Regions from separate parts of the Homo sapiens genome. Here region 2 is linked to region 1. The links are chromatin loops, found by intact Hi-C in ENCODE. Cell type or tissue: Calu3. All regions are shown on one strand. Links, peaks and the distances in the headings refer to the core of each region. The heading gives the core; the rest is flanking DNA. Region 1 has its middle 340 kb from the start of KCNH7. Region 2 overlaps GRB14 (growth factor receptor bound protein 14).

Region 1 (16,912 bases), core at 7,021-12,020:
CTGGAGACAGTTACGAAGGTGAAAACAGTAGATGAGTGGTGAGGGGTGTATGTGGGAGCGGTACTCGGGGAGGTGGCTGGGCAGGAAACATAGGAACACCAAATCTCACCTCCAGTCCACATAGGAGACACCCAAGAGTGGAAAGTTTTAGTCTCATATGTGTGGACATAGTTTTTAGAAGGCAATAGGAAAGCAGGTGCTACACAAAGAACAGAAGCTCCTTAGAATGTTAACTGCCCACGCACTGAAAGGGGACCCTTAGAGAAATATCCACAACTGTCTATTTCTAAGTCTGTATTCTTTTCCTGCATGCTGCAAAACTTGCTTTGTTCTCAAGTTTTCTCAAAAACAAGGTAAAAATTCTAACTCTACAGTTTCTAGGAGACAACTGATCTATTTGTTGTCTGCTTGCTTCTGCTCCAAGGAACCAGAAGTGTTTACTCGGGCATGAGCAACTGGGTAAGGAACTCTGCTTGTCCCTTTGATCTATATCAACCAGGCAAATCAACATTCTCTCCATTTCCCAGGACCTGAAACCAAGCTAAGCCAACCAGAGGCTTGAAGGACTGTACATCTGTTCTCCTTTCTATTGTGTTCTTGATTGTTTTTCCTGAGAACTTTCAGAGAAGACTGCATTTGCTGTAGACAGATGCCTGTGTTCTCTAAGCTGATGCAGCAAATATTCAAAAACACCAATACAAATTTGATTTCTGTTTGGTGAAAATTTTCTCAAACTTAGATATTAAAAATTATTTTTCACATTTGTTCTAAGTTAAAATATTTTCAGAACTTCTTTGGGCATAATAATTTAAAACAAATAAGTTAAAATCTGGCCTCCAAGAGTAACTATTTGTTTATTTCCAACATTTGTGGACTCTGCAAATTCATTGCTATGGGTTCATCTAGGGGTTGTAGGGATTGTTTTCCAAATCTGCAATTTATTTCTGATTATTCTTAAAAGGCTTTAAAAGAAAAAACTAATTGTTTACAATTCCAGAACCAACTGTGAGCCCAGCTTTTTCTCACTTTTGTGTGTAGGTGAGTACTTCCTACTATCTATGAGCATAATCTCGTTTCATCTACCTTGACTGAGTAATGTTTAGAGGCCTGGCCTGTGGGCAAATTGAACACTCTGCTGAAGCAATGGCAGTTACAGTACAACTAAGCTGTCTGATCAGAGAATGACAGAGCTAGAAAGATATTATTTGATTGAATCCTATGTACAATTGTAATTTAATACTATGCCCCAATTTATTTCTGCCCTACTTTCAATTCAGTTTTGGATGTCTCCAATTCATGCTACTGTCGTAAGATGTTTCTTAATGTTATTTGAGCATAAATAATACAATAGTTCTAAGCCATGCTTAAACAAATATTTCTTAATTCTGAGCCTGAGAGTTAAAATATTCAAAGTTAAAGAGAGTTATCAATTTTCTGCTATATTGGGCAACATTTAAACAAAAGAATCATTGACCAGATATGTTTTTAGGTCATTTTTCTCTCCTTTGGGTCTCCTTTTAAAAGAGTTAAGGGTCAACAAATAAAATTTTAACTACTTACTAACTCTACTGACATGGTTTTAATTTTTTAAATTTTTTTTTCACTGTTTTCTCTGGAAATTTATACAAAAACACTCATTCAAGCAGAAAGAAAATGGATAGTATATGTGTTTATCACCAGTTTGTCAATGACTTAGGCGTTGTGTTTCTCAACTCTCTGAAGTTGGCAGAGCAGGATAGGTACAATACTATCTTCTCCAGTTTATAGCTGAAGATAGAACTGAGGTTGAAGGAGATGACATGACTGGCTTAAGGACATACAGTCTGTAATTGGTATAATTGGACTTTAATGCTGGTGTATGTCTCCCAAGTTTCTGGTGAGTATTTAAATGTGGTTTCATTTATAAAATATGAATATTCCTTTGAAGAATGATGCCCCAAATTGAGGTGCTCACTATGGCTAAAATGTTACCTTGCAATTATTACAAGTGTCATGCTTTTAATCTTTGGCTGGGGGACCAAAAGTATTTATTTTATTTCATATATTTATAACATAGAAGAAAGAGTACCCCAGAATTATGTTATTCCTGAGTAGTGACACAGGGCCTGCTATGACCTTTCAGTGAACTTGAGCCTGTGCAGCAGGTTGGGGAGCCCCAGAGTGGTCAGGTGACCACATTGCCATCTGCAGTTCTGGACTGGTCATCTGGCCAGTGCTGACCTTTCAGAACATGATCCAGTGAAATCCAAACCCTGAGAGCGGCTGGCAGGCAAAATCTGCTCCTCAATGTCAGTTTCACTGCTGAGTCGCTTAATTGTCCACTACAACTTGTAAAGGGCCCATTAGGCTCAGGTCATGAACCTCCCATTTAGCATTAATGGATAATCAAATCCCATTTGATCTGAAATACTTTTTTCTCGATTGTATTTCCTTCATAATTATAAACACCTAACACTTTCATAACATAAACTTTAATGGAATGACATCTCTTTGTAAGTGTGACTTTAAGAAACTAACACCTATTGTCAAAGCTGAACCATCAAGATAATATAATTTTATTAAAATCATATCCTCAAACCACATAATAATGATACGGGTTACAACGGTGTTCCAGTATTTAATATAGTAGATTTTAACACTTTATTCTCTGGCAATTTTGTAAAAAGCAAAGCTTACATTATTTTTCTTGCTCAAAACAGATTTCCTTTCATCTCATGTACCTTGAAAGTTTACCAGGCCTTTACCTAATGATCAATCATTCATTAATTCATTTACCAAAAACTTATTGAGCATCTTCCAGGTGCTATACTAGGCTGTGTACTAGGACAACAAAGATGAATAAGACCCTGTTCACAATGAGCTTGCAACTTAACTGAAATAATATACGTATATAGATATGATTATAAGACAATGTGGAAAAGGAAAGGCTATTTATCCATATGGGGTCACAGGGTAGATACTGAAGACATGTGGGCCCGATACCTTCAAGAGTAAAAAACAAAGGAGAGCTTAAAACGTGTTGATTTTAAGCTACCAAGGAGGAAATGACTAGAAGGCAAGTAAATCTCAGGAGTAAGGTTAAGCTAGTTCTATATATGTGGGAATGAGCTTCCTGTAACCAACAATTAAAGTCATGGGAGTTTGTAACAGAAGGGAAGAAGTTCAAGGTTTTTCCTAGAGAAAAACTTTTATTTAAGGTATAGAAGAAATGAAACAGAAAAAAAAAAAACCCAACCCTAGCAACACATTATAACCACCACTAAGAGAAGCGTTTGAAATGTAGTAAAATGTAATGAATTTGTTATGGTACTTCAATACCTAACAGTAATAACACTAACCAAAATTCATATAAGTTGCGAGAATTCATTGATCTTGATTTGAAGTTGAATATCCTGAATTCACAGTCCTGTTTAATATTAATTTCCTCTGGATCCAGAAATGGTTACTTATTCAGTCCATACCTCAGTTAAACCAAGTCTAAAATAAAGATAGGATGTGAACATCATCTTCCTTTTTATTAGCTATCTGTGTACTGGAGTTTGCTGAAGAAGAAGAAAAGAAAAACTACTGCATAAATTTAAGATGTATCATTGTTCTAAGTGCCCCATACCTATTTATAAAACTAAGACTACTAGAAGTGAAAACCCTCATCTAAATATCCAGCAACTATTTAATTATAGGATAGTCCGTAAGTTATACATCTATGCACATAATGTGTTCTTTAAAAACGTGTCCCACATAACTCTAAGGTAATTCTCCAAAGAGGCGATTAGTCTGTTGTGTCACAGGATATTATGTTATTAATAATACACAGATGAAAGAAAATTGTCCAGTTAATGTGGTTAGCTAGAGACACAAATTGAGAGTCAAGATTCATTGGTTCTATTTTGAGCTCTACCACCGACTCTGAGCTTTCAGAAGTCACATATTCTTCAAAATAATATCGATCCCTCACAAGGGTATAGGATTTTAAAACCAGATAATTTTAAAGTTCTTTCAGCTCTTCTGAAGCAGTAGCATTCTTTTTTTTTCAATTAGCAAGGAATCTCACAAGTTTTCCAAAGTGTGTGTCAGGTCTGCTCTGTTGTGTACCCATATTACACACAAGGGCTTTGAAATATTTTACATTTAAGTTAGAGACATTAAAAAAATAATTTCCTAAATAAGCCCTAATTAAAATATCATGCACATGATCTCATTTGCAAAAGAACTAGGTCTAAAGTAGGTATTTAAACAACAGTGTTAGTAAAAGGTAATAAAAAATATAATGAGTATGTGTTAAAATACCCTGACACATTAAATGCTGAATTTTGTAAAATATCAAAGTCATGTTATTGAAATTTTAAGACAAATTATTGTACCAGGCAATGTCTGTGTTTTCAAAGTTAATCAGGAAATAGAAGAGTATATAGCACTTGAATGACAGACAAATTCTCTATGAAGGCTGCCAATTAGAGTCTTGTATGGGCGGGCTAAGGCTCCAGGAGTTTTCATTTTGCTTCTGTTTCTCTGTTGGAGTTCCTTTCAAGCTGTCAGAGCTTGGGAAGAACCTGGGCTTTGGTTTTTTAAAAAAATACCTTTCATTTTCCTACACGAAGTTAAGTTTTGAAAATTTAAACATGATAAAACTCCATGGGACATGACATGATTCAGCTAACGATTTGACTGTGTAATGATCCACAACCAACAAGAGATTAAAGATAGAAAAGATGGTTATTACTAGTAAAAAATTACAGTGTTGAGGTATGGATAGCCAAAGATTGTTATCTCTCTCTTAAGACTATTTGTATTAGGGTTTCTTAAAATTGCTTCAAAGGAAATGGAGGATACTTCATGCTGTGTTTTATATTAGGGGATGCTACCAAGAGCAATAAAACATATCAAAAGTTTAAAAATTCTATGCATACACATGTATGCAATTATATATGATATAATATTTTTATTCACATATGTTGTATATATGCATATATATATGTGTATGTGTATCTTGTTTAAGACTTCTTAAGAAATTAGCACCTCTCCTGAATTTTATGTGTTCACTACTTTTAATTTCTTTTCTTTATATTTTATAGATAAAAAAGGTAGGTTTTTTTGTTTATACAGTGGATTGATAAGAAACTATTTTACTTTTGGAACTATAGCTCCTGTGAGAAGGAAGGGGAATAACATCCCTAAAATAGCATTCAGAGCAGTGCCTGCCTACTCTTATAACTCTCTTTCTTCTGTCATCTCTCCTGTCTTCTCTTATTACCTTATGCTCCACACTCCCATCATCTTTTCCCTTGAACCAGTAAGAATTTGCAGAAGTATTTTTAGAATATTAGAGTCTATTGAGGGAGTTTGGTAAGACAAAATATATGAACAAACAGTTTTCTACAAAATTATTATTGCAAAAGGTTAGTACTGTTGATATTATTAATAGTAAGAAATGGGATATAATCTGTATCCACCCACAGAGGATGGGTTAAACAATGGTACAGCCACTTAGTTGAATACTATTCAGGTTTTATTTTCTGTTTTGTGTTTTGAAGATTTTTCTTTTGAGAAAGAGTCTCACTATGTTGTCCAGGCTGGAGTGTATGGTGCAATCTCAGCTCACAGCAACCTCTGCCTCCCAGGTTCAAGTGATTCTCATGCCTCAGCCACCCCAGTAGCTGGGATTACAGGCATGTACCACCACATCTGGCTAATTTTTGTATTTTTAGTAGAGACGGGATTTCACCATGTTGACCAGGCTGGTCTCAAACTCCTGGCCTCAAGTGATATGCCCACTTTGGCCTCCCAAAGTGCTGGGATTACAAGTGTGAGTCACTGCACCTGGCTGAGAGCTTTCTTTTTTTCTTTTTTTTTTTTTTGAGATGGGGGTCTCACTCTGTTGTCCAGGCTGGAGTGCAGTGGTGTGATCATGGCTCACTGCAACTTTGAACTCCTGGGCTCAAGAGATCCTCCTACCCTAGCCTCCAGAGTAGCTAAGACTACGAGTGTGTTCCACTACACCAAGCAATTTTTTTTTTTTGAGATGGAGTCTCGCTCTGTTGCCCAGGCTGGAGTGCAGTGGCACCATCTCGGCTCACTGCAAGCTCTGCCTCCTGGGTTCACACCATTCTCCTGCCTCAAACTCCTGAGTAGCTGGGACTACAGGCACCCGCCACCATGCCCAGCTAATTTTTTGTATTTTTAGTAGAGAAGAGGTTTCACTGTGTTAGCCAGGATGGTCTCAATCTCCCAACCTCATGATCCGCACACCTTGGCCTCCCAAAGTGCTGGGATTTCAGGTGTGAGCTACCGCACCTGTCCTATACCAAGCAATTAAATTTTTTTTTTTTTTTGTAGAGATGGAATCTTGCGATGATGCCCAGGCTGGTCTTGAACTCCTGGCCTCAAGAGATCCTCCTGCCTCAGCCTCCCAAAGTGCTGGGATTCTAGGCATGAGCCACCATGACTAGCCTACTATTCAGTTTTCTAAGAAACTCTTTTAATACTAAAAGTAAGGTAAAAACCAATGTGCATAATATGCTACCTTTTGTATACAAAAGGATTAAAATACTAAATCAAGTTAATATTTTCTTGTACTTGCCTAAACGTACTAGAAAAGAGAGAAATAAATTAATAAAAATCATCTCTTATGAGAGTAGATAGGGACGGGTAATAGTGAGACTTCTTGATATATCCTTTTAAAAAACTTTCTGAGCCACATGAATGCATTACCTTTTAATAAAAATGCAGAGTAGCACTCAACAAATGTTTGTTGAATGAATAAATGATTGAATTACTTAGAAGGCTCAAAGCTAGTTAGTTAAGATGACAAATTGAAAGAGTATATTTAATTTCCCTAACTATTGCCACTGCTTTCCAATTCTTTATTTCCTTAAAACTCAATGGACCCAGTTCTCATTAAAATACACAATTTATTCAAAATCTTACCTTGTTCTGAAGTGTTTTTCTACTTGTACTTTGTATTCTTTGGAGTTTTAGCTATCCTAGAGTAGAGAAGATCTTTTGTGTTTATATTTATTCTTTCTCCAATATCCCATATAAGGCCATGCTCATAGCTAATGTTCAATAAATCATCAACCTCCATAAATTCTACTAATGTGTCATATAATGATGCTTATTATAGGACATAAAATTTAGATATCTTTTATCTCCATTCAATTAATCGAGTCATATCATTTTACAATGATATGAGTCCTGGTGATATGTCATATATTCTGAAATAGTGGCTTTTGGATGCATTCCAGGTGATGATAAATCCCCAAGTTCCTTTAGATGACCAATTTGAATATGTGGAGATAATTAATAGTGCTTTAGTATGCCTCAATCTTCATACTACTATTTTGTATCTTCTGTTAGAGCCATGTGCTTTTATTTTTCCTATTTTTTTCTGCAGTGGACATTGAGATCTCTCTCCATCACCTAGAAGCATCATTCTACTACTCATCATGAACAAAACCCAGCAAAAACCAAAAGCCATATCTAATCTGTTGGCTAGCTACCTTTGACCAGTTAATAAAACTCCTTTTTAGCATAAGTTGTTGTGTTTATTTTATGAAAATATTTGGATTTCTATTTAAATTTCTTCATTGCCATCTCCCCTAGAGGTCTTCTTATTATGCTGCCTTAGGATTGAGGCTCAGGAGATCACCTCATAGTCAAGGCTCTTTTCTGATTTCTTATTGAGAAAAAGTCCTTTTGTTTTTATCTTTTTAAAATTCTGACTTTTACTTTAGAGTGAAGAGAGATACAGGAATTTTTTTTGCCTTTAATCAAGTAATGTCAAGAAAGTCAAAGGCTCAAATAATGAGTAAATAATGAGTTTTCCACATTTAAATATATGTGGAGACTAATTATATATGATACACTTATTTATTAATGAAAGTTATTATTGGAATTATTGTTTATCTCCACCTATTTAAGCTAAAGCCTCTACTAGATATTACTTTGTGAAAATGAATAATACCTATAATAATATTTGTTAAATAAATGGAAAGAGAAAAGATGTTTGGGAGTAGTGCCTAGAAAGAGTATGTTTGAAAATGTTTGGAGAATAAAGCTCCAAAATGCTTTAAGGACGAGACAAAGTTTAAACAAACTTTAAGATAATTTGAAAGGATATGACAATAGAAAAGATGGAATAGCCATTCTCTATAGTGTAGTCTGTATGTTCATCTAGCTGATTAGATGTATTAGACTGAAAAATGCAGTGGAACTGAAAAAGTGAAGTGTGATTTAAAGGGGACAAATAGGAATTGGATCTAAAATAGAGAACAAAAATGTGAAGCCCACAAATGTGTTTCATTTAGTTTGCATTGAATTGGTTCCAATTCCTTCAGATTAGAGAGTCCACATAAGAATCCTATTTTCATCTTCCCTTTACAAAGCACAGGGCAACCCTAGGAAGCTTCCCCTTCTGGCAACAACCACTACAGCTAATTAAAGGCTACCTACTTTGCATGGGGCATGCTCTCCAGAGTTCTGCCTAATGCCTACTTGGCTAATTTTTAAATTTAAGTTACTTGTGTGGTCTCTGTAGACACTTGGGTTTTCAAGTCCTGGCTTTAAAGACTTAATCTTTCATCAGCTTTATGGTATCAGCATCCCTTTCTATTTGAATCTATGTGGTTTCTAAGTTGTGTTAGTAAGTAATACCCAAACCAGGATAACCATCATTATCACCAGGGGAGCTTATTAAAATTGTGGATTCCAGTCATCTCCCTTCCATAGGCGTAGGGGAGCATGAGAGACATATATTTAACAAATGTCCAGATGATTCTAATGAATCTAGTTTTTAACGGGCTTCGGAAATCACTGAATGGGGATACAGCAGCAGGTATATTCAGTCCATTCTTGAGTGTGAGGAGCCGAGCCTAAGCTGTTTCTAATTTCTTCACAATTGTGACTGTAATAGCTCTGGCTCCTTGCCAGTGGTCCTGGGAATCTTGAGCTATCCCATTGGATGCTCTGGTAATGGATGTTATCTGAATACTGAATATGAATTTAAAGAATCCCTATTATCATTTAAAAAGTACCTGTCTTCTATGCACCAAAAGCCAAATATCAGAGGAGAGCTATGTCATTGTAATTAACCATCACTGTCTATTAAGTCCTTATCATTAAGAATTTTCAAGATGGAGAATATCTAATCTAAATATTTCAGATGAGAAAATTGAGACCCAAGGAATTAAATGACTGACTCAGGGTCATACGATTCAGTAGTAATAGAGAATGTTGAGAACTCCAATCTTCTGAGCTTTCTTGTATCATAATGATTCACATCCATGTAGAAAGGATGGATTATAGCACGTATATTCTCAGGGGCCACTGTTGTTTAGGGCGAGTTGAGTTCAAGGTTAAAGTGATATAGATTACAGGTGCAAAAAATGCATTCTGCCACCTCCTGCATTTTTCAGGTGTAAAAAGAACTCAGATCTGCAGTTTAGCTTACTTTTCCAAACTGAAAATATCAATTTAAGACTTGTGCATATTTTAGAACAAAATCTGTAACATAATATTAATTTTTCTCTATAAGGGATGAAACAAATATCTAAATTATTAGGACCAATTTACAAGAACAAAGACAACCGTCTTACTAAAATAGAAACATGTTTAGAGGTTAAAATTGATGTATTAATGTAATGTTCCCTGTGAACCACCAGATGTCACTATTAGAGTCATCATGCATCACCTTACAGTAAATTATTAGAGATTTTAGCCTCAGCCAATATTAACAATTTTGTGTTCATGTTCATTGTGTAGATCTTGCAAAATACCTTTTTCTGTTTTTATAAAGCATATGCCATTTTTACCTTTCATAATTGTTGATGTGAAGGATATGAAATCAAGAAACAAGAAATAATGTCCTCAGCCTTCAAATATGAGCTTAGGTATAATCATTTGAGAAAGATAAGCACCTTGTGAAAGTCTAGTTCACTCCTAAAAATCAGTACTTTTAAAAACTATCTTTTTTCCCCAAAGTTGGAGGTCTAATACATTATTACAGAATAATTATTTCAATTAAATTTAATTCGATTACAATTTAGAAGTCATTGACTAAAATTTGCAGGAGTTTAAGTCAACGCTGGAAGAGGTAAATATTAAAAAAGACATGAAAGTTATTTTTAAGAACCTTAAAATCCATTGGAAATGTAAAAGCTAAATTAAGATAAAATTGTAAAACTATGGAAATAGAATGAGAGGAGAGAGTGCCATTTAAATTGGGGATTGAAAAATTAGGGATGTTGGAGATTTTTTTTTTTCGGTAGGATAGGGAGGGAGGGAAGGAAGAATACAAAAGATACACAATTGTGACAGAACATGTTACATTCAGGAAGTTGTGTGACTCTAGAGCAAAGACTATGGTGGGTAGCAGTAAGAGTCTACTCTAGGAAGGTAAATTAGAACTAATTAATGAAGAACTTAAATGGATACACTGCTATTTTATTTTTGATAATAATTTCAATAATAATAAATTAATAACATTGCTAATTTTGAAGAGGGAAGTCATGTGATCTAATTACTGTTTTGCAGTCACTAGCCACATGACTATAGATGGATGCATGGATTGGAGGTATCAGAGACTAGACTTAGGGAAACGAATGAGGAGGCTCTTGAAATAATGAAGAGCCTTGGGTAGGAGAAAAAAAGGGAGCATAAAATAGAGAAAGTGGATGCCAATGAGAATTACAAGTGTTCCGCAAATTTTGACCTTTTAAAAGTTTTGCCGCCACTCTTTTTGGGGAAGACTTTTTGGAAGGCCACTCAATTCAATTGGTGGCAGAGTTAGGAGATTTTGTTCAATTAAAAAATGCCAGCTATTTATAGGGTTTCAGTCCTCTAAAGATTTATATGATTAATAGTATTAAAACATTTGCAGCTCAAAAACATCTGAAATTATCCTATAAAGATAGTTTTAGAACACTGTAATTCTTATAAACTAGTGATTCCAAATGCTACAAGTGAATTTGAACCAGGATTCAAATGTAAACAAGAAAATTGATTAACATGAAATCTTAGGTCAATATACAAATACCTTCTTCCTCAAAATCTGTCTCCAGCTGTCCTGCCACAATGCTTGAAATACCCACTTCCCAACCCACTAATGATTTGGTTCTCTTAATTAAGGTATTACATTTCTGGGACCGCATTCATCCATGCAACAAACATTGATTGCCTAGCATGTGTCAGGATTCTGCAAGTTCTTGGGGATACAAAGACGAATGAAATGAGATACCTGAATTCAAGGACCTCATAACTTTACAATGGAGCTAGAGGTGTAAATAAATAATTTCCATACAACTTGAAGTATACCCCTGTGGCTTTGGGAACATAAAGAAATTTACTAACTTTGGAGGAAGGAGGAAGTAAGGAGAGGGAGCTCAAGAAAAATGATTCTCAAGGTATCTGAAAAAATGAGAAAATCCTCAGGGCAAAGATTACTCTGATAAACTAACTCCCTATAGAATAAGAAGGACATAGGATGCTATTAAAACACCCATTAATTTACTGCTGAAATGGAGAAAGTAGTGTGACTATCCCTCCCAGTTTCCCTGACACAGCCCTGGTTTTTACTTATTGCTCTCCTTTCACTCTTAAAAATGTGCTAGCTTGGACAATAATTTTATTTGTGTGATAAAGCATATAAAGAAAGTCATAATAAAGACATCTGTGAGTGAATTGTCATCAAGATCAGTAGGGCACGTAGATCCAATGGTCAAGATGTAGTTATAATGGCAGGACAGGCAAGGAGTCAATGGCTAGAAGAGCCAAAAGAAATAAAATGAAGATCAAGGTATTACTGCAGGGTACTGTTCATCTGAAACATGATGAAAGTGTTGGCATATTTGTCTTGTCACATGTGGGGAAAAGGGAGGCCTGGAAAGTAATAGAACACAATGTTTAAGTGGAGAGTGTTGGAAAGCATGAAAGGTCTTTTATGTCTTATTAAGAACTATAAAATAACTGCTAATATTTTTTCAGTGTCTACTGTGTTGTAGGTACTGTACTAACCACAGGATAAGAAATAAACCCCTTAATCCTTACAACAACCATGTGAGGCATATGGTAGTCATTAAGGATGTTCGCTGAATATTTCAGGCTCTGCAACTTCTAGGCACTTAATGAGATTTCATTTTTTGGTCTCCTAGTGTTGAGTAGGGTCATATGACCAGTTAAAGCATTTAGTTATAGTATTAAGTTGTGGCATTATGACGTTAAGATGTGTATTTTTTTAATTCATATTACTGACAAGAAACTGATACTCAAAGGTTTAAGTAACTTAATCTAAGGTTACTAGTTGGTAAGTAGTCAGTGAATGGTAAGTAGATATGCCAAGATTAGCACCCAGGAAGTCTAAACAGATATAAACCTGCAGACTCTATTGCTATACAATATTGGATCACAAACACCCAAGACTTAATCCTGTTTATCCTAAATGACTCATACTGATGGTATTATTTCTCCTTTTCTTTCCATCATTAAGTCATTATATCCCCCTTCTCACAGCATAGACACCAAAAAGAAAAAAAGTCTAAGTAAAAAGGAAAAAACAACCTTTAGGATATTTGTCTGTTTTTGTTTACTCAGAAGTTGAAGCTCAGAACTCTAACAGATAGACAAAGTGTGATAGGTATACAACATGACCATTATGCAGCAGTTAAAAACAGTCAATGAGCTGTATACCTAAAACCTAAAATGGGTACTAAAAACATGGTGGATAAAAGTAGAAAATGGAAAGTTATCTAACAATATCATTCATGTTAAAATATATCCACATAAGTCAATATCCACCTACCAAGAACACAATATAATAAATAGCTACACATTTAAATGGTTGCTCATTCAGAGAGTGGTAAATGGGATTGAGGAACGGGGATAAAATGGAATTTTTAAAAGATAAACAAATCAGCCAGCCATGGTGGCTCATGCCTATAATCCCAGCACTTTGGGAGGCCAAGGCGGGCAGATCACCTGACGTCAGGAGTTCGAGACCAGCCTGGCCAACATGGTGAAACCCCGTCTCTACTAAAAATACAAAAATTAGCCAGGCGTGGTGGCAGGTGCCTGTAATCCCAGCTACTCGGGAGGCTGAGGCAAGAGAATTCCTTGAACCCAGGAGGTGGAGGTTGCAGTGAGCCAAAACTGCACCACTACACTCCAGCCTGGGTGACAGAGCAAGACCCCATCTCAAAAAACAAAAACAAAAACAAAACAAAACAGAAAGTTACCAAACCAACCAATTCACCAATATAGGGGACTTAAATATACCAAGGACGATAATGTTTTGTGAACTAACAATACAAATGGCTGAACTTTGTTTAAACCTTATGTATAAAAACAAAAGCAAGAGCCAAACCTCAGAAGAAATAGAGTACTAGCCTACCCACCACAAGATTTGTTTTCAGACTGCAATCATTTTGAAATATTTTTGAAGGAGCATACTATTTGAAAAAGGCAGAATATCTAAAAAGAACAAGAATCATTTATACACAGAGTGGGGAGTGAAAACTCTTGGCAAATGCAAATTACTCAACTGCTCAAAGTGGCTCAGACCCTCGTTGTCTACCAACAGATCAGACCTTTTGAAAAGCATAAAGAAACCCTTAATTATCCCATGCACATATATGTTCATTCCTTCTGCCTTGATGTGACATCTAGGTCCATAAATTGGCTTTCTTTAGATATTAATTATTTGTAGGTTATATAGAGGGTTTGTAGGAGTCTGGAAAACTTAAACACTGGGGAATTAAAGTTACTGTCAGATGTATCTCAAAAGCCTTGGGAAGTTTTTTGCTCCAAGGTGACATGAAACTGTGACAGGAGCTGCATCTCAAGCTGTTTGTCCAGCCAGACCTGGAGATTTGGGAGGCTGGTACCTGCTTTTATTTATTCATATGGAGGGTTACTGAATACAGATGCCAATGCTGACTGTGAGTTAAAGAGAAGAGAGGATAAGAGCTTAGGCTTAACCTACAGGGGACCTGAGGAATAAAGAGCCCCAGAGTCCAGCGTGGAGAAGAGAGAAGAAAGGGGAGGAAGAAAAAAGACTGAGAGAGATCAGGCCTAATGAACCTTTCCTGAAGTCAATGGGAATGGGGAAGTGGTGCCTCAGAGAGCAAGACCATACCCAAACAAAGCAGGGATAAAGTGGATCAGCCACAGTGTCACCAAATTTATCAAGAGTTCAAAAACTAGCAAATCAAAATCTGCAGGAAGAAGAAATTCTCGTGCAAAGCCATACACTATGTTATTATCAAGATGAAGATATGACAGTAAACATGCTACACACATATGTGAGACCAAACAGGCATGCACGCACACACACACACATACACGTTTTTGATGCTCACTCAGAAAAATCTAAGGATAGATTGTATTATATGGAATAGTGATATTCTATCTTTACGGAAAAGGGAATTTAGTTATGTAGTTTCTTTTTACTTCTATGACTGAAAAAGCTGAAAATGATGAAATGCTTTATACTATTATGAAGGAGTTAACAATAAAACCAGCAGGTCATTGATACCTTTCTTTCCTGGAAAATGCTTGGGAATCAAGTTACAGAAAATGCGGGGCTTGGAAGTTACCTCAGGAGAACAGAAACTGAAGGAAACCTGGGCAATGTGAGTAAAATATCTCTGTATTTACTGTAAGTGTGAAGTAAATGGATGCGTTCACCAGGAGCCAGCTGAAACAACCTTACTTCCTGTGGCAATCTTGATTATTGGAAATTGCCAACATACCACAAGCAATTTTAATTAGAGGAAACGTATCTTCTTGTCATACTTCATTTGTAAGCAAATGCTTTTTTTAACGAATATAGCATTATGACTGAGTAAATTAACTCCTGGTTACATTTGTATTGTATAGTTAAAAAAAAAAATTGACCATTTGACTCCCCAGACACTTACTCTACAAAGCATGACTCATTGTGGAAATAAAATGTCTTTTCCTTTCTTTCTTTACTAAAAATCAACTTCCTTTCTTAATTGTTTCTCTAAGTCTTTATACCTGACTCAACATTGAGCAGGCCAAGAACGACACATTTTCTTTTACAAACTAGAATTAAAATATTCTCTTTTAGAAACCTCCTAATACCAAAAAGTGTGTTCCAAATACTCATACACAATGTTGCATCATTAATGTCGCGTGTAAATCTACTGCAGGACATGATAAAAGTAGCAGGCCCAGTCATGTAGAGGGGAAGGATGCTTTGGCTTGTTGTCGTAATGCATTTTAGCAATTTGCCAGGCCTCAGAACACTGGTTTACACTTTCTGTACCACAGCATTTTCCTCTAAATTCCTATTTGATTTTTTTTTTTTTTTGGTTTGCTCATTTTTATGAAGAACGTTCTAAAGTCACCTATACAGTCACCTATTTTTTTTACCACTGGTGTAATAATGTTTACTGTTTTATTATGATATTCTAGGCCTCTGCTCACTTCTTAATTGATACTCTCACTGTGGTTATAGTAGCATGTTGTACAGTGCCAGGAGTCAATATTAGCTGAGTAAGCGAGGAAATAAATGAAATGCATTTGATGCTATTCTGGGGACAACTAATAATCTTTACTAGCAAAAAAAAGTTAGAGCAATGATCTATCATATTAACTAGATTATTAAGGTTCTGACATGAAGGTGTTATTCATAAAATATAGTTGTAATTTTAGGGGAAGAGAGCAGTATGGAATGGTGGAAAAACCACAGACCATAGAGTCATAAAAAGTCTGTTTAAATTCATGTTTAATTTCTATAACCTCTTGGGCAACTTACAGAACTTCTCTGAGCTTTAGGTTTTTCTCCTATAAAATAGGGATTAAAAAAATCTACCTTGCTGGGCTTTAATGAGAATTAGAAATAATATGTGGAAGATGCTTGGATGTTGAACATAGAAGCCACCAAATTAAGGATAGCTATTGTCATCACTATTTTTCTTAGCAAATTTTCAACAACTGATTTATTAATCTACCTTTCCATTTTTAAATTCAATTATTTCAGATATTATTTAGACATTTAAACAGTAGGTAGCTACAAAAGGATATTTGATATCCATTTTCCTAAGATCTAGGTATTCTTTTAGCCTCCAAAGTATAAAGGCCCTTATGATGAATACCAACCCCTATTCTTGACTACCTCTGCACTTTCACTGTGTGAATGCAATCTTTGTAAATGTTAATTATTATGAACTACAGCTAATGGAATGATTACTTGTAAAAGGCATAAATGAATACTTGGGACTTGATTTAGTCATTATGCACTTCTCTTGCTACATGCAGATATGGATAGAAAGACTTTATTTTTAAAAGATGGAAGATGGAATAGTATCAAAACATAGAAATTGATTTTAGAAAGCCATTGGAACCCAGGGGTGTATGTAGAAAAAGGCATTGCCTGCGTTGTAGGTTATGATGTTCTGACACCTACAAGCATCTGACATAGCTGACTTTTTAAAAAGTGGTGCTTAAAAGAGTTGGTATGGAACATAAGTAGATAATGCAAATATGTTAGCGACCCCTACCAACAGTTGCAATTATGCAAATTTTAAAACCTTCATCTTTTATAATTAGGTGTAGTGGACTTATGTAGTTAACTTCTCCACTGGCTAGCTCAGATTCTCTAATCTGTTGAACAGCTTTTCCCCTAAAAATAATGCACCTCAAATAGCCAAAAATATGCATTCTGCAAAAGAATGACAATATTTATGATGAAAAGGAAAGACATGACATCCTGAATAATTGTTAGTGACAAATTTCTTGTTTGTGATTTAAGAAATGTGCTTTTATAAAAACCGAGATTCTCTGACAATAATTAAGCATACTGTTGAATTGGTCATAGGAGGATGAAATTTTAATTAATATACTTAAATTCTGGAAATAAAAAAAATTTTGACTGAGTGCTAGAAGGGAAGAAGGCTGC
Region 2 (16,912 bases), core at 5,536-10,535, 1.3 Mb after region 1:
GAAAGTATGTCCACTTGGAAGGCCGATGATGTCCAATTCAAAGTTTCTGACAGTTGGTTGGATTTTCTATTTCTGCTAAACTTGTATTTGCCTGTATTCTACCTTTACATGCCACCTAAATTTTGGTGTGGAGTATGGCCCTTTCTTTCCCTGGACTTTCTGTAACACCACTCCTCCAGGTCAGTTGTATGTGCGGGAGCTTTCTTTCAGGATTGGAAGGATGAAGGGTGGCTAAATTGTAGAACCACATAGTAAACATCATTAATACTGTGTATTCAATACCTATGTTCTTAAGAGTCTTTTTGCCACCTGGTCTCTTTACTTTCTCAATGACCATCTTTCTCCTCAGGTTCCTGCCTCCCACCATCTAATTAGGCCTCTTGACTATTCTCTAACTGCCCCACTTCTTCACTTCTGGGCCCTAATTCTTACTGTCCTGTACAAAATAAAATTCTCTGTGTTTAACTATTTTCTTCAGCATGGATCCTTAAAGGCTCACTTTCCTGTATAAAAAGGTTCTGAATGAAGACTTTTTTTCTCTAAAAATTTCAATGACATCTGTTAAAATTATTGTTTTTTGTTGTTGTTGTTGTTTTTTACCACCATAAATATCAACCCTCCTAGTTTCTCTGGCCCTAAACCTACAAATCATATTTTACTCCTCTCTTTGCTCCCTCTTATCCCTCTCAACCAATTGCTTATGACATCAGTGATGATTAACCCTCCATAAAAATCCCTGTTTCATGCCCATGGCTTTAGAACAGGCTCTCCTGATTATTGTCAAGACTATTACAACCACTCTTTGCTGTGCCACCCTCCTTTGATTCTTTTCTTCATCTTTAATCATCTTATCCACAGTTGCTCGTACAACTCCAGAAATTATCAGCCTACTTCTACCCTCTAGATTGAAGAATAAATTCACTCATTTGTTTGATAAACAATTGTTGAGAACTTATAATGTGCAGGGTAGAGATTAAAAGGTAAATAAAGTTCATTCCAGGTAGAAATTTAATGGGGTAAAGCATTGAGGTACCTGGCTATGCTTTTCCTTAACTAAAATATAAACTGCTTTGCCTAGCATTGAAGTTCCCCCTAATGCCGCAGCCACTTGCTTTTCTAGTCCTATTTGCCACGACTTTCCTCTGTTATAATGAACTGTATATTGAAGTCACAATGAAGTTATCATTTGCAGAAAAACTCTTAAATTCAGTATGTGTCCTTTCCACGCTGCCTGGCATTGCCCCTCTCCCTTTGATGAGACCATACAGTCCTTTCTCCAAGGCTTTGTAAATTGAACTCCTACAGGCCTTCCGGGAACCCACTTTATTCCTCCCATCTTTCAGCAAGTGTAAGCAATGTCTCTCTCCTATTGTATTTATAGTATAACACTTACCCATCCTAACTTCTAGGATAGATACTTGTGTATCTATACTGTATTATTCAATTTTGCATCTCTAAAAGTTCCTTCTACATAATAGGTACTCAATACATCCTGAAGTGAACTTAACAAGCATACAAGACAAGAACATTCAGCTCCTAATCAGATTGCTAACCACAAAAGAGCTTCTGAGGGGGGCAGGGTATACTGAGTGTATAATCAGCCAGAAGAAGGATACATTCATTTAGCTAAAGTCTATTAATTTTTCAGAGATGCACCAATCACCTAGGAAGAGCTTTTTTTCATATTCCCCCACCCAGCCATGCACCATCCCATGCCCTGTACTGTCCAGGCATGAACTCTAAAGCAGGTTTTCAACCTTCTGTATTCCCCATCCTATCAATCACTGTAATTTGGGGAGAGGGGACAGGATGAATGTGAGAATCACAAATCACACTTAATCTTTTTAATCAGCAGGTTTAAAATCACAAATAACACTTAATCTTTTTAATCAGCATGGTGATCTGTATGATCTTGTACAGACGGGCACAATATGGTTTTCCACACAGTCCCTACTGATGGACTGGGCAGCACCCTATTGTGGAACACATGGTTACTTCCATAAAAGCATCCTTATAGAAAGAATTGAAATAAGGGCAGAGGCAAATATGTAATGTACAATATATTGTTCCTGGCAGGAAGAAGAGGTAGCAATGCAATGGCACTCAGTGGAAAGAGCAATGTCCCTGGGAGGTAGAGGACCTAAATGTATGATCGCTAATGTAATAGACGTATATACCAATGAAGATCTAAGCCAATGATTTGACTGGCAAGACAACTTAATAAGTGGTGGTTATGATGGTGGTGGTAGTGATCCCGTCTAGAGATGAAGAAATTGGTTTGACCAAGGCTACATAGCTGCTATATAATGACTTGGAATTTGAATCTACAAGGTATAATACCAGAGCTATAATCTTAACTCTAGTTTCTAAAGTTTTGTGTATTGTGTGATGTTGAATTATTCACACTTACAAAGTATATTAACATGGCAAAGAACTAATCACATGATATCCCAATCGCAGGCAAGTACTTATGCCGGTTAAATTCAGCTGGGCAGATCTCTGCAATGAGCTCTTAGCTGAATATCGTTATGTGCTCAGCCAAGATGTCTACGCAAATAATGTGTCGTGACCTGAGGAGTATGAGATTAGCAACGTTACAAGCAGTGCCCCAGTTATGAGCACTGCGGCTCATATCACCACACATTCCTGTGAATGTCACAGACAGTCAAGCGTGGGAGCCAGGACTGGGCTGCAGTGATGCATCCCACAAGATATAGGCATGGAGGTTTCGTTGAGTGAATTTTCAATGCTACAATAATCTTGTAACAACAAGGTCCTTGAAACAAGTACCCTGAATCTCAAGCAAACTACTTTGTGCCCCACAGGTATTGTAACACCAGGAATCACCCACTCTGTTCTCTAAAGAACTCAAGATGGAAAACTGGAGGTCTTATATGGGCAAAATCAACACAGCCAGGGACACAGCAGGTCACAATATGGCAGCATTTCTACCTTCTGAGAAGGAGGTCCATAGGCTTCACCTGGCTGCTGAATGGATCCAAGACACCATCAAGCTTAAAAGTGGCTGGCAATATAGAGAGCATTTTAGATGGTGGAGCCAGGTTGAAACACCAAGCTGTAACCATTACCCACGACAAACATTTCCTCTTCAGAGAAGTTATGATCCAGGAAATAATCCGACATCACCACCAGAATACAACTACCATGTGTAGAGTTGTCATGATCGGTGTTCAAAAACCAGAGACCATATGAGGCTCTGATTAACTGATGTCACCCACTGTAAAACAGCTAAAACAAAAACATCCATCTAATCTCCTCAAATCAGTCAGGGCTTATACTGTTATCCACATGAAACAAGTAATTGTTCTGAATTGAAGCACTACTAATAGTTTTTATCCTGTAAAAACAATATTTACTAGAGAGTCTACTGTGCTAGCTTCTTTCTGGGAGAGTGAAGCATATTACCTCCAACATGAACAGAAATGGAAGAAAACAGAGACCATTTGTCTTCATCCCTATCCCAAATGGTGCAAGATAACAGAACATGGCTAAATCAAAATGGAAAGTAATCCAAAGGTAATTCACATTTTACTAGGGAATGCACTTTAATACTGTAGTAACCGTGAATGTGTCTGAAATTCTCAGATTTCATGTCATATTAGATTTACACACAGACACACACACACACACACACATACACACACACCCAAGACCCATTTTCAGAAGGAAACAAGAAAATAATGATTTCCCTTTGTCAACCTTTCCTCAATAATGTTTCTTCACTCATACTTTAAGATCAAATTAAGCAATTACATACAAAATCTGAGCCCCTCAATAATACACTTAGATTATGAAGTTAGAGACACAAACAAAGATAAGCACAAATTGGCCAATTTGTAAGAGTTTGGTATTCAAGATAGTACATTTTCTGATATTGTCTGTTTAAACTGGGTACAACCTGAGAAAATGTATTCAAATTCAAAACACAAAGTCTTTTTAAAAATCAAAATTAAATCAGAAATACTCAGGGCCATTCTGAGAGGTTGAAAAAGGCAAGTGTGTTTACTCATGCTGTTCTACTTAGAAGTCCTGTGTGCCTTCCAAGCCTTTGCGGAAACCAGACCAGTATTTTATAACATCAGATTAATGTTCTAAGTTTCAGTGTTTTAGCAATTAGGCTTGCATTAGCTAAAAGTAAGTTAAATCTTTAAAAATTCAATAAATAATTCTTTTTCAGTTATTATTTTATTAGCATTTCATGAATGCTTTCATATACTTTGTCACCAAAAAATATACAGCTTTCATTTAAAACTAAAGTATGCATTTATGAATATTGCTTTAAAAATCTTTCTCGCAATGTTGTCATAAAGGTCAGTTAGAGGAGATGGCCAATAGTTAGTATAATTGTAATGTTTATTTGATGTTTTGTTCCTCATTTTTTAGGAACAAGTAAAATCCTTCCTACAAAAAAATGGGAACAAAAGAATCACAGAATCTAAAAACTATTCCCAGATGGTCTCGAAGAAGTGATAAGGAAGGTTAGTATTTCAAGTTTCAAAATCTTTGGCTTCCTTCTTGATATTGCCTGGTAAGAAACTGAAAAGGGGGAAGGCAAAGAGAAAAAAACAAGGATTTCACTATTAGTATCCTTATAGATTGTGAATCTTTGATTTCACCTATATTGATTTGGTTAATGATCTATTAGTGAAAAGAGCTAAAGAGTGTTCTGAAAGTTAGAGAATGGAGCAAGTGTGAAATGTTAAAGTAACAATGTCACATTGTCATAGATTATATACCATGAGAAGGTGTATGCAAATTACATATATCTCTTCTACATTTCAATTACTTCTTTAAAAACAAGTAGTATTAGCCAATCATTAAATGAATGGAAGAAAATACAATGAAAAACATGCCACTAATGGGTACAATACCAGTATAAATTTTATAATTAACTATTTAATAATATTTTTAAATTACCTGGAAAAAATCAACATATTTCAAAATGGTTTAAAGCTACTATCTCAAAATATGATTTCATTTTAAGATGATCATAAACCCGGAAAATATATAATTCAAAATAGTTTTTAGTTTCATTAACAGGTTGTGGATAGTTTCTTTTAATTGATAAGTTATTATCATATTTCTTAACATTAAAAAATAGTATAATTGAAATTTAGTGCACAAATAATTATTCCTGACTCCCAATTTATTTCATATTTTGTGTTTCAGAATTCTGATGTTGCTATATGGTAAATAAGGGAGACATGTTTTAAATATGCATATTTGAAGAAAATATTATAGCAATGTAAAAATCACACAAGAACACACCAAGTCATTTTTTTCCTAAGGTTTAATTTTAACTAATGAATTTTAAATGATGAATGTAAAGTCAATCCAAGTCTTTGCTTATTTGCAATGCACAAACTATTTTTTTGTAACTTGCAGGTGAAATACATTCTTTTCACATGGTAATGTTTTCGCCCTTATTTATGGTCTTTTATTATTTTTCTTGAGTCCTTTTCCTTCAATAGTTTAATAAGTCACTTCTGGCTTGTCTAGAGAGCAATCCTAGCACAATAATGTTTCAACTTGCAAGGAAGAACGCCCTTATTGAGTTGATAGAACTCCACCAGCTGTATTAGATCTGTAAATCTTGTGTGGCCATCATCCAGTGTGTGGAACATTTCACCGTCATCTTCTACCTGCAAAAAGAAAAGCAACAAATAAGTAAAGAGGATAAATTACACAGAAGGACAATCATATTCGATTGCAAACTATCTCCACATGCCAAAACTGCCAAGTTTATAAAACTAAAAGACAGTGAAAAGAATGTTACGGCATATCTACTTGTTTTTTTTAACATCACTTGCATTTAAAAGAAATATCAGCTGATCCCTGAGAAGCACTGCTACTCTACTTCATCTAGTTCTAATTCTCCCAGCATTCTGTTAGTAAAGACAGTATGAATATTTTGAATCAATGAAAGAAATCTACAATATTCAGAGTAAAAGTAAATGAAGATTTTAATGCTCCCACTTGAGAAATTAATTTCCTTTTCTAAATGTTGTCTACTTAGCCACAAAAATGAATATTTACATAATTTTATGAGATTTATTCTGAAGTAATCACATATTATGCTAATGGAATGTCATTCTGTCAGTTTTCTTTTTTTTAAATCAGTGAAGTCTTCTGGTACTAAACAATTCGTATTTGCTGGGGACATTGATCACAAAATAAAAGAAGTAGGGAGGATATTTTATATAGCCTTTGGATAACTCCAAAAAGAGGCAATTCAAAAGGACGCACTAGTAATTTAGCAATACTATGGAATACCTTTCCAAAAAGACTGAATCTTCACTCCCCACCATTCAGTTCCAATATACTATACACATCACATACATACATGCACACCCACACAGACACACAGCAGAAGAGGCAACAGAAATCCCAAAGCAAGTTGTGTGTCACAGAGAAGCCGAATCACAGAACTTTTAAAAATGTGTTCAGAAGTCTTCACCAGTTCCATAGAATCTCTGTTTCTAGCCATAGCCATTAAAAACAAAACAAAACAAAAAAAACATTTTTGAGAGAAGAGAGGAGAAAAGGCTTTAAAGTAATGTTTTCTAAAGAGCCGTTAGTGGAATTCAGGAGAAAGAAGCTTTAGTGCCCTTTTAACAATAGGTGGCATGGGGTCTATACAATATTGCTAAATCATATTTCATAGAAAAAGGAAAATTTAATTTTTACAATTCCTGTATTTCTTATATTAATTCAGGCTCATAAAATCATTTCTGCCAAAGTTAACTCTAGTCAAAGCACAAGCTGCCAAATTATATTTAATAAAAAGACCAAAAGAAAACCAAAGTTTCCAAAAGCTTATGCATTAAGATCAAAAGCTTATGCATTAAGGTCATTTCTAATACACAAATGTGAAATCACGAATTACTTACTGGTATAATTTGAAAGTGCTTTATTTTTTGTCCATGACTCATTGACAGTACGAAAGTTTTGGGGTTACTCTGACTATCCCGTACCAAGAAAACTCTAAAGAGAGAGAAGGAATTTCAATGTTTCTATATTTACTCATGGATTTCATAGAACTATAGCATTAATAAATCCAAGAAGTGTATGCATAAATGTAGCTGGGGACTCCTTTACTATGTATTCAATGGGTGGGATTATCCAACTTGGCAATCAATATGGTATAATATAATCTGCACTATAAAGCTGTCATCACTGCTACTGTAATTTTAATAGGCTAAATACACAACCCATTAGTCAGATTGTTTGTTTGATCACAATAAACAATACACTGTTATGTCTGCATCAACAATTGGTGCTACGTTCTCTTTGCACTGGGAAACTGGGTATTCACATGTAACTGTTTTGCCTAAAGATTAAGGCATTTTCATACTGTTATTTTACCTTCTGGGTCATGTTAAGTTTTGAAAGAAGGTAAGAATTTAGAATGAATTTTTTTTTTTCTTTTGAAACAGGGTCTCGCTCTGTCACCCAGGCTGGAGTGCTCTCGGCTCACTGCAATCTCCGCCTCCAGGGTTCAAGCAATTCTCCCACCTCAGCCTCCCAGGTAATTGGGACTACAGGCACATGCCACCAAGCCCAGCTAATTTTTGCATTTTTAGCAGAGACAGGGTTTCACCATATTGGCTGGGCTGGTTTCGAACTCCAGACCTCAAGTGATCCGCCTGCCTCGGCCTCCCATAGTGCTGAGATTACAGGCATGAGCCACCACGCCTGGCCTGAAATTTTATTTTATTATAACCCCCTCTTCTATACTGGATACCCTTTCTTTTGATTCTGGTTTCAACTGTTCATACACAATAGCAAGAAAGAAATCAATATATTGTTTTAAAAAAATCTTGAAATTATTTATTAAATATTTAAGCAAAATGCTTTAAGTAAAAAAAATCATCCAAAAAACACATACTTTAACCTTGAAGAATGCAGCAGAAAAGCCTCTATAATGTCAGGCTAGAAAAACAAGACATGGCCTCTAACAGCCTAAGAGAAAAATGCTGCCAGAAGTGGATTCTTATTCACTGGCAGTGCAATGCAAAACCAGTTTTGTATTAACTGCTGGTAAATACACCGTGTAAATGATCCCCACTGGTGAATCCAATATGAATCTCACTGTGCCTGGGCAAAGAGGCAGCCAAATTTAAAGCATCACAGATGTCTGACGAGTTTATCCATTTCATTTGTGCTGTGTGAGATTCCGACATTACATCACTGGGAAATGGGACAAAAGGGCGTTTCACTGGTAAATCAAGCTGTAATTCTTTTCCCATTCCCAAGTAGATCACCACTACCACCTAGTGGATCACTTGGCACCATCACATCTCTCCAAAAGAATACCAAAAATACTAAAAATAAGATAGTATCTTTTTTTATACGATCATTTCATTCACTTTATAAATACTGGGCTCAGAAATAAAGAAAATTACAATCTTTCAAAACATTTTAATAATTCTTTGTGACTCATTTATTTTCTTGGTTTCATCAGATTGTAATTCTACTGATTGTTCAAATTTATTTCCAAAAAGACTGCATTCCATGCAAAGAAACGTATTAAAATATCTTATTTACAGTCTGGGGAAATGCTGACTTCCTATTAATAATCTTCCATGTGAAGAAGCATTGTTATCCAAATTTCAGTATTAAATCACCTTGAAATCTTGTCATGATAATGACATGATTAGCCAACTTTTGAAGATAAAAGATCCCATCACCACTTGTTTAAATTGATAATGATTTCATTACTCATCTAAACCACAATACAACCTCCCTCATTTGTACTGCATTTGGAAAGGGAATTCAGCCAGTATTATAGAAAGTATCTGAAACACTGAGTAATTTGAGAAAAATAAAATTCTTCACATTATAAATCTTTCATAATACATTTTATATTTCTCTTTTGTATTCCATGGTACCCCACTAAAAGACAACATGAGAAACAGTTGAAAGGTACTCTTTTCACGGATCTATATTACTTTAAGATGTTAAAATTTAGAGAAAGGACAATAGGGATGTAAACACACAAAAAAATAAGTGTTCAAAACACTTAAGAAACAGCTTTTTACTTAATACATGTTGCATCATACCTAAAAAAATACATTTGACATAATGTCATAATATAAACCATACTTCGAAATCATATGTTCAAATCAAAATATTGACACTTAAAAAGAAGTTCATTTTCCCCCATCAATTGATATCTGAGATGCTAGAATCAGGACATAATGGGTAATATTAGTGATCACTGGTTAAGAACAAGATACTCTATTCCGTTATTTGTCCATTTATATACAAATACCAGACACACACTATGTACCAGGTATAATATAGATACTGTTAGAATACAGTGATGACCTCATTTATAGAACAATGTCACTTCTGTTTTATGATAAGCCCAAATCAAGAACTCTTTGTGGCTATGGAATAAATAATTTCTGCTTATAGGAGAAATCCAATTCACAAGTACTCAAAATTAAAAATACCAAACTTACCCATCCACAAGTCCTTGCTGAATAATCAATCGCTGAGCCTCATCTCTAGAAATTTTGTGGTGAAACCATGGCTGGGACCGGTGGATAGCTAAAGAAATAGGATGGATGAATGCAAAGCTTTGTTTGAGATGACTGCAATTTCATTACATGTCCTTTCCATGTCTATCCGTCTACTCAGTGGCAATGACTATGAACAGACATACCCATGTTTGTGGCAGAGCTCTGTGAAGAGGCAGTGGGGCTACCGTGAGTGCCCAGGCGTAAACATCCTTTTTTCTGAGCAAGGAAGGAGAAAACAAATCTCAAGTTTTTAGGTGAAACAAACTGAAATCATAAATATTTTGAAGCATGTGAAGCTACTTGTACCCTCCAAGCGAGTCCTTCTTCAACCGCAACTGAAAGGGCTTCAGTGGGATTTTCTATAACTCTGCTTTTCTGGCCTGAGAAGTCCATTGCTACCAGGGAATTCTCTGATATACTTCTCTGGAAAAAAGAAACACATTTGAGTTATGAAAATTTCTTTGAAAGTTATCTTTCAAATAAATTGAAAGTGTTTTTCAATTTCAGTGTTTTTCTCTCAGTGTTTTTCTGGCAGTACATTTCCATTCTAGAAGGTGGTGCCTGAAGGGGCTAGCAGAATATTTAAAGTGAAAATACATATTCAAGATATAAAGGTGCTAAAAATATTTTTGTTAAAAAAGCTAAATAGTAATTTGTTAAGGTAATTGAAGAGTTGAATAAACAGATTAAAAGCTTTTAAAGTATGTCTTTCTTCTAAAACAAACTTATCTTTTCACGTTCTCTAGTAAAATGGGAAAACTTCCATTTAGAAAGGAATAGCTCTTCCTCTGGTTAAAAAGATACATTGTTTCTGAATTGATGTCTCCATTAAGCTTTGAGATCCGTCAGTCATCAATTAAATGTCAAATCCATCTACTTATGAAGCAACTAGTTTTTAAGATTCAAGATACCCAAAAGTTATAACTTAGATTGACATATATCTCTTGAGAAATAATACTCATTATTTTTAATGAGTTTTATAATGGAGCAAACTAGAATATGTATTTTAAAAGTTTATCACATCAACTTTCATCTTACTTAGAAAATAAAATTTAGTGAAAGAATAATCCTGATAATTCCATAACCTTAAAATTTCCATGATTTAACATATGAATACATTTTCATCTTGTGAGAATACACTTGGCCACATGAGGGCTGCAAAAATAAGCCTGAATAAGAACTGATAGAAGGCAACTTTAAAGAAACTTAGTTTAAACAAATGATAAAGTCATTGTTTTTGCTAACTACTTCTTGTATTTATATTCTTTGAGTTGAAAGTAAAATATGCAAAACCCGATCTTCTTTTTCTTTTTTGTTTGTTTGGGGCTCTACTTTACAACCATCTTTTAACAAATATGCCACCCCACAACAAGTCATGAATCCTAAGAAAGACCATTGTCAAAATCTCTAGTCAAGAATCCCACTCAGTTCATAAGTTCATACAACATCAAGAAGGAATTAAAATTCTCCAAAAGAAAAATTTTAAAACACCCATGGAAAATAACAGTTATTTTCTACTAATTAATAGAAGAGCAAAACCCAAAGTGGTGTTATAATAGTAAACTACTAGCCAGCCTGCATCTGGGGCCCCCTGGCTTAAAAGCATTTTATCTCTCTTTATGTAGATTCAGCTATACCTGGCTTGGTTGCATAGACTATAGTCAAATGTAGGCTTCAAACAAAACCTTATCCACAGATAACTATAGGACTCCTTTATCACTGCTTCAACATATCCCACTTTATTAGCATTTGTAATTTTCTCTTCAAACTATGCTGTAGTGGCCTACAATCTTATTATGGTTCATCTATATTTCTAAAGATCTGGCATGCAATCTTTCATTTGTTACAGGAGCCTTTATAACTGACAGCTGCTCTTTCCACACAGATGCTGTCTCTGTAATCTCTATTTGCTGTCACACCTTAGTTTGCCCTTCTCACCCCGTGATCTTCTGTGCAGGTCTGTAGACCAGTCAGATATACTTGTGCTTTGCTGACATTAATGAAAAGCATCCACCTGCCCAAACCACAGAGTAAGCTTCCTCAATCATAATAGCTTTATCCTTATAATATCTCTCCGTTTACATGCCAAGGTAGGTTCTGTAATCTCAACTCCCTGGCAACATAAAAATACCATTATATTAAGAAAAAAATAATCAGCTGTCCTATTTTTCTCCCTCTAGTATAGCAGGCCAGGAAATAAAACAAGATCCTGTGTTCCCTATTTACTTGACATACATAAGAAGACGACACTACAAATAAGGAACGTTTTCATTTGCTACATTAACTAGATTAACGGAAAACACAGGACTATAGCAAATGTCTTCTACTGAATGGCAGGTGGTAGATAGAAAATTAATAGTTTACCATTGGTGGACAAAAAAATGGAAGTAAAGCAGAGTCTGACAAACTCAAAAGGTCATTTTCAGATCAATTTCTTTCACATAGAAAAGCAATGTTGATAACATTCAGAATTGGTTATATTTCTCCAACACTTCTCCCCTTTTCTAGCTCTTCCTTCTTAGGAGATGAACAGAGAAGGCCCTAAAAAAGGGGTCCATGATTTTAATGGCATGACTTTCTTTCTTTTTAAGAAAAAAAATAGGTCTGGGTATACCCTGGATTATCCAGCCCATACTTTGAGATCACATCTACTAATTCTTAGTGAGGCTGCACATAAAATGGTTTTTCAGGAAGTTTGGCTAGGTGACAACCAGTATCATCCCATTTGAAGGATTTAGATAAACTTACAGTGCCATCATTAGCAAAAGGGCACACAATTTCTTCAGATATTTTTCTCTCATTTGCTTTATACAAAGCTACAGACATCAGAAATGTAATGGTTTCTAGATTATACAACCATCACCCTCATTTTACACTGCAGGATACCAGTGACTTGACCAAAGTCACACAGGCAGCTTATGGTAAAAGCAGTAACAGATATGTCTGTTGTAGGGTTCTTTTATGTTCCATAGAGTGGGAAATACAGTGGAGGAATTGCAGTTTAGAATGTCTATCCTCAGGTCAAAAGTGAAGCATAAAAAGAGCTTGAGTAGACTCGCCTTCCCCAACCCTCCGTCCCCTCACTCCAGCCAGGGCAATATTGATAAATGCTCCTTTAAATGAATCCTTTGTTTTCCCTAAAAAGGACCAAATATATTTGGCTTCCTGAAATGTCTGCTGCTGATTGATTCTCACTTCAAAGGCTGATGGGGTGGCTGTTACATCCTTTATATAGCTAAGATGTTCATTATGGTTTGAGAATTTTTTTTCTCATTTCCTTTCTCAAAATGTATACCTGGAAAAGTTAGGAAAAGAAAGAAAATAATATTGTTCCTTTAAAAATATAACTAAAGTTTTATACTACAATATATACTAAAAACTTATATGTTAATCGCTGAAAATAGTCCCCGGATGAAAAGCAACAAAGGCTGGTAAAGAGTACTGGCATCTTTTAGGCCCCTGATTCTTCCCAAATAATCTGGAAAAGTGAGATTTTATAGAGACACCAAAGTCAACACAACTACTTCCCAAAACAGATTCTAAGTTTCCTTCATGTAAATTAATAATATTAAAGATGTAATTCTCACATACTACTGTATCTGATTAGGACAAGTGCTAGACAGGATGGTTCTTTACCACACAGGCACCTGCATCCTCCAACTGCTATTCCCAACCAAACTCACTCAAGGAGTATCTCTTCCTTTACCTGGCACTGAACAAGGAAAGCTACACTAAACTGTTATCCACATCTAGATCAATAGCAGCATCACCTTCAATGGAAAAAGACAAGGGTAATACCATACATGTATGCTGACAGTGATGAGAATAGGAAGAACTTCATTTATAACCATTTTTCCTATGATTAAGAGGACATTAAATAATTGCCTCCAAATATTTGGCTGCTATTAACATGTTCATCCTAATAATTTTGGACTCTAAAAGAAATTTGGAGGAGTTTAGGAAAGGATTAATATAATAAAATTCATTATTATTTTTATATACATATGAATTGAAAGATAAGAGTAAGCTGAAAAAATGTAAAAACATTCATCTTAACATGATTGCTTTTATAAAAATTCACTGTGCCCCTTAGTTTCTTATTTTAGGGCTTAAAAGTAATACCATACAAAGATGGAAAGTTATTCTTCCATAAGTTAAAGTGACGTAACTACAAAATTGGAGTTCTTTTTCTATATAGTCTATCAGGTTTCATAATCAACATTATTTCATGCTTCATTCCTAGAACTGAGCATTTCATCTACTACATTACATGTGGGATAAATGCACCTTCCCTGGTCACATACATGAAGAGCATATTTTTAACCTAAGTGAAAATGTAGATTAAAAAAATGCACATTAACTGATTTGTAACACATGTGCATACATCTGAATTCCTAATATACCCTATCTTAAGGAGTGCAGCAAAAATAGCAGAACATAAATCTTAAGTTCAGAAATACATTTCTTATGTTAATGCACACAAAATTAAAATTAGATCCTAAAGAAGGAAAAAGATGTGTCTGTGTGTGTCTGCAAATAAATATCCAAGTTACATTTAGTATAAGTCTGAAAAGCAGTGCTAGAGTTAATGTAACACACGACCTATATTTTGGCTTGCAGTTTTTGGGTTTCCTGGAAAGCAGTCTGCTTTTAAAGGACCTGGAACTTAAAAAAATTATTGTTAGCCAGAATGCAAAAGAGCTCACATGTGTATACTGTAGCTTTTAAAATTCAAATCACTGGCATCTTTATACTAGATTGTGACAATCCCAGAATCGGTATTAAAATAAAATATGAAACCACAATCAAAACCAATAATTAACAAAACACAATCTACAATGCCAAGGAATATGTTCTATAAATTATATTTTTAAGATCTAATCTTCAAATGTTGTAATGACACAGAAAGACACATAATTGTTTCAAATATTTAAAACTTTAACATATACTATTATATATTTTATTAAATACTTTATGTATAATGATATGATTTTATCACATAGATTGCAAGCAAATAAAATCCAAAAATAAAAAATTCAATGTAACATTATACTAGAATGGTGCCAAAGAGTTACTTTACCAACAGAAAATAACATAAATTATTATAAGATACTGTTATGTAGTGTAATTTAAATTAATATAATGTGAATGTAAAATAAAACACAGGCTCAAAAATTTGGTCCTTACCATAGGTGATATGCTCTGTGAACTGCAGCCACTTCTACCTTGATATGGATGCATATAATTCTGGTACAGCTGCATGCCATACTGCAGAATAAATAAATAAAACACATTCCCACCACTTTTACTACTCTGATAATCTATGAAAATCAACACTTTCATCAATTATACAATATAAATATAAAAACAATTAAAGCAAACAAGTAAAGCAACCAAAATTTTGAAAGATGAACTTTTAGTGCCCTGCAACAATACATTTAAAAAGACAATTGAAGTCTTTTACTTAGACCTACAACTTAAGGTCCAGCTCACCAGTACAGACTTCAGGAGCTGACATATCTACTCATTATTCTTAGCACCAAATTGTACCACAACTATCTGGAGTAGTACACTGCCTCATGATAAAAAAAAAAAAACTCACTTGGGAAGGGCGATGTGCTTTCTGGTACAAAGATTCCAAAAACTTCACACACATCCTAAGCAACACTGTGCAAAATTTATTGTACCTCTCTGATGAATGACTAATGATTTACTTTCCCTCTGGTAAATCCATAAACATGGGCCTATGTTGAAAATTATTGACAATATAGCATCCTTATATCAAAACTATTAATGCCATTATTAATTTTTTACTTCAAATTCCTGGAAACCAAAATAGTGAGGAATCAAGCTGATTTCAAATGAAAGCTTTCAAGGTACAATATAAGTGGTAGAAGATAAGAATTTCAGTGTCTTCACTTTCAGGAGGCAGCATCATATGGATTGAGCTGGCAGGACAGAATTGGAAAACCGGTCTGGATTATAACTGGATTATTAGTTTGAAAAACAGTAAGAATGCCAACTGCCAAAACCAAACTTGTCCTGGAGGTTTCCACATCTGAATTTGGAAGCTAACCTCCTTTAGGTTTAAGCTACTTTGTTAAAAAAAAAAAAAAAAAAGAAAAGAAAAATAAAACAATGGAATAAACAGCCTTTTTTCCCCTAGATTCTGCAATTCTGTCCATTTCATAGAGCCATAATGAACTTAAAAGTTAGGTTTTATATAAAAGAGATTAAATAGACACCATGGAATCAAATCTTACCTGAAGGATAAATTCTATTTAAACATTCCAGCAGAGCTGTTTTTCTACTAAAGAAAAATAGTCATTCCCTTAAAAGCAATTCTAGCACAATGGGTATATTTGGTAATTAGGCAAAAAAAAAAAAAAAAAAAAAAAAAAAAAAAAAATCAGAGGAGGTCTAAAGGAGTCACTGTTTTCAAGATTTTGCTTTTAACATGAATGCAAACCCACATTCATTTAAAATTCTCTGTGTTGACTTCTTATCCAATTATTTCCCAACTTCTAAAAATTATTTTTTAATTTAAGGTTTGATTGACATTAATGGGACCTAATGAAATTTATTTCAAATCAACTCTAAGCCTACAATAGCTTTAAAAAGAAGGCAAAGGAGCTTAATTCCTAGTCAAATTCATTTTGGAGAATATATAATAACCTCAAACCAACACTTTCACAAGAAACATGCTGTTTGGCCACCTTTTATTAATCTGCATTGAAAAGCCAGCTGCCTACTAATAAGTCTGTTTTCTTCAAAGATATATTGTCCCTGGTACCTGCAGTGTTAGGTAGTTGCCTCTGTGCTTCTGAAGGTCTTTAGTAGGCATTTAACTCTGGACAAGAGGTAGGGCGGGGGTCACCTTAACATTTCCCCATCCTATGGAGGGGCAGATAAGGGACCAAAATATGTTAGAGAGGACCTTGCAGAGTTCTAATTGAAGGGAAGGAAAAGAGACAACATGTAACTAGGACATTACATGTGAGAAAATCTCCCATTTTCTAAGTCTCAGATATTCTATAATTCTATATGTAATTAGAATTTATCCAAAGAGAAAAAGAGAGTCTCCATCTGATCCATATGAAGACTTTACATATATATAAAAGAAAAGGACGTAAGAATAAAACAAGTGGCCAAATTCTTGGTGGGAGGCTGTTTCTAACAAGTGGTGTGTGATGAAAAAAGAGGGCACTCTCGGTTTAGCCAAGATAATATCTCCTTGTTCATTCCCGCTAAGTACAATGGTAAACGCTGGAAATAACACAGTAGACAACAAAAGAAAACAAAGTAGGTGTTAAAGACACTTCTACCATCAGGTGATCCCAGCTGCACCAGCCAGGGGGATCCAA

What was found. Hi-C counts contacts between places; a loop is a spot of excess contacts. Peaks named below come from ENCODE experiments on the same cell type or tissue, not always from the same donor. Only the 100,000 strongest peaks of a DNase experiment are listed, where the experiment ranks them.
Region 2: it touches region 1 in a loop (3-fold over the local background); 25 of 110 quality-filtered maps call a loop at or near these places.

Annotation. Positions count from the first base shown.
Region 1 is chr2:163,173,293-163,190,204 of GRCh38, forward strand. No RefSeq gene overlaps it. Among named protein-coding and RNA genes, the nearest start is that of KCNH7, 340 kb to the left of the region's middle. In Calu3, for the core only: no CTCF peak of the experiment used is centred there; no DNase peak of the experiment used is centred there.
Region 2 is chr2:164,487,520-164,504,431 of GRCh38, forward strand. It overlaps GRB14 (growth factor receptor bound protein 14), which reads right to left. Exons shown (of 14, transcript NM_004490.3): 9 at 14,736-14,816; 10 at 9,855-9,971; 11 at 9,692-9,764; 12 at 9,489-9,576; 13 at 6,912-7,005; 14 at 4,898-5,663. The coding sequence ends at 5,517. Among named protein-coding and RNA genes, the nearest start is that of GRB14, 130 kb to the right of the region's middle. In Calu3, for the core only: no CTCF peak of the experiment used is centred there; a DNase peak (open chromatin) is centred at 8,252.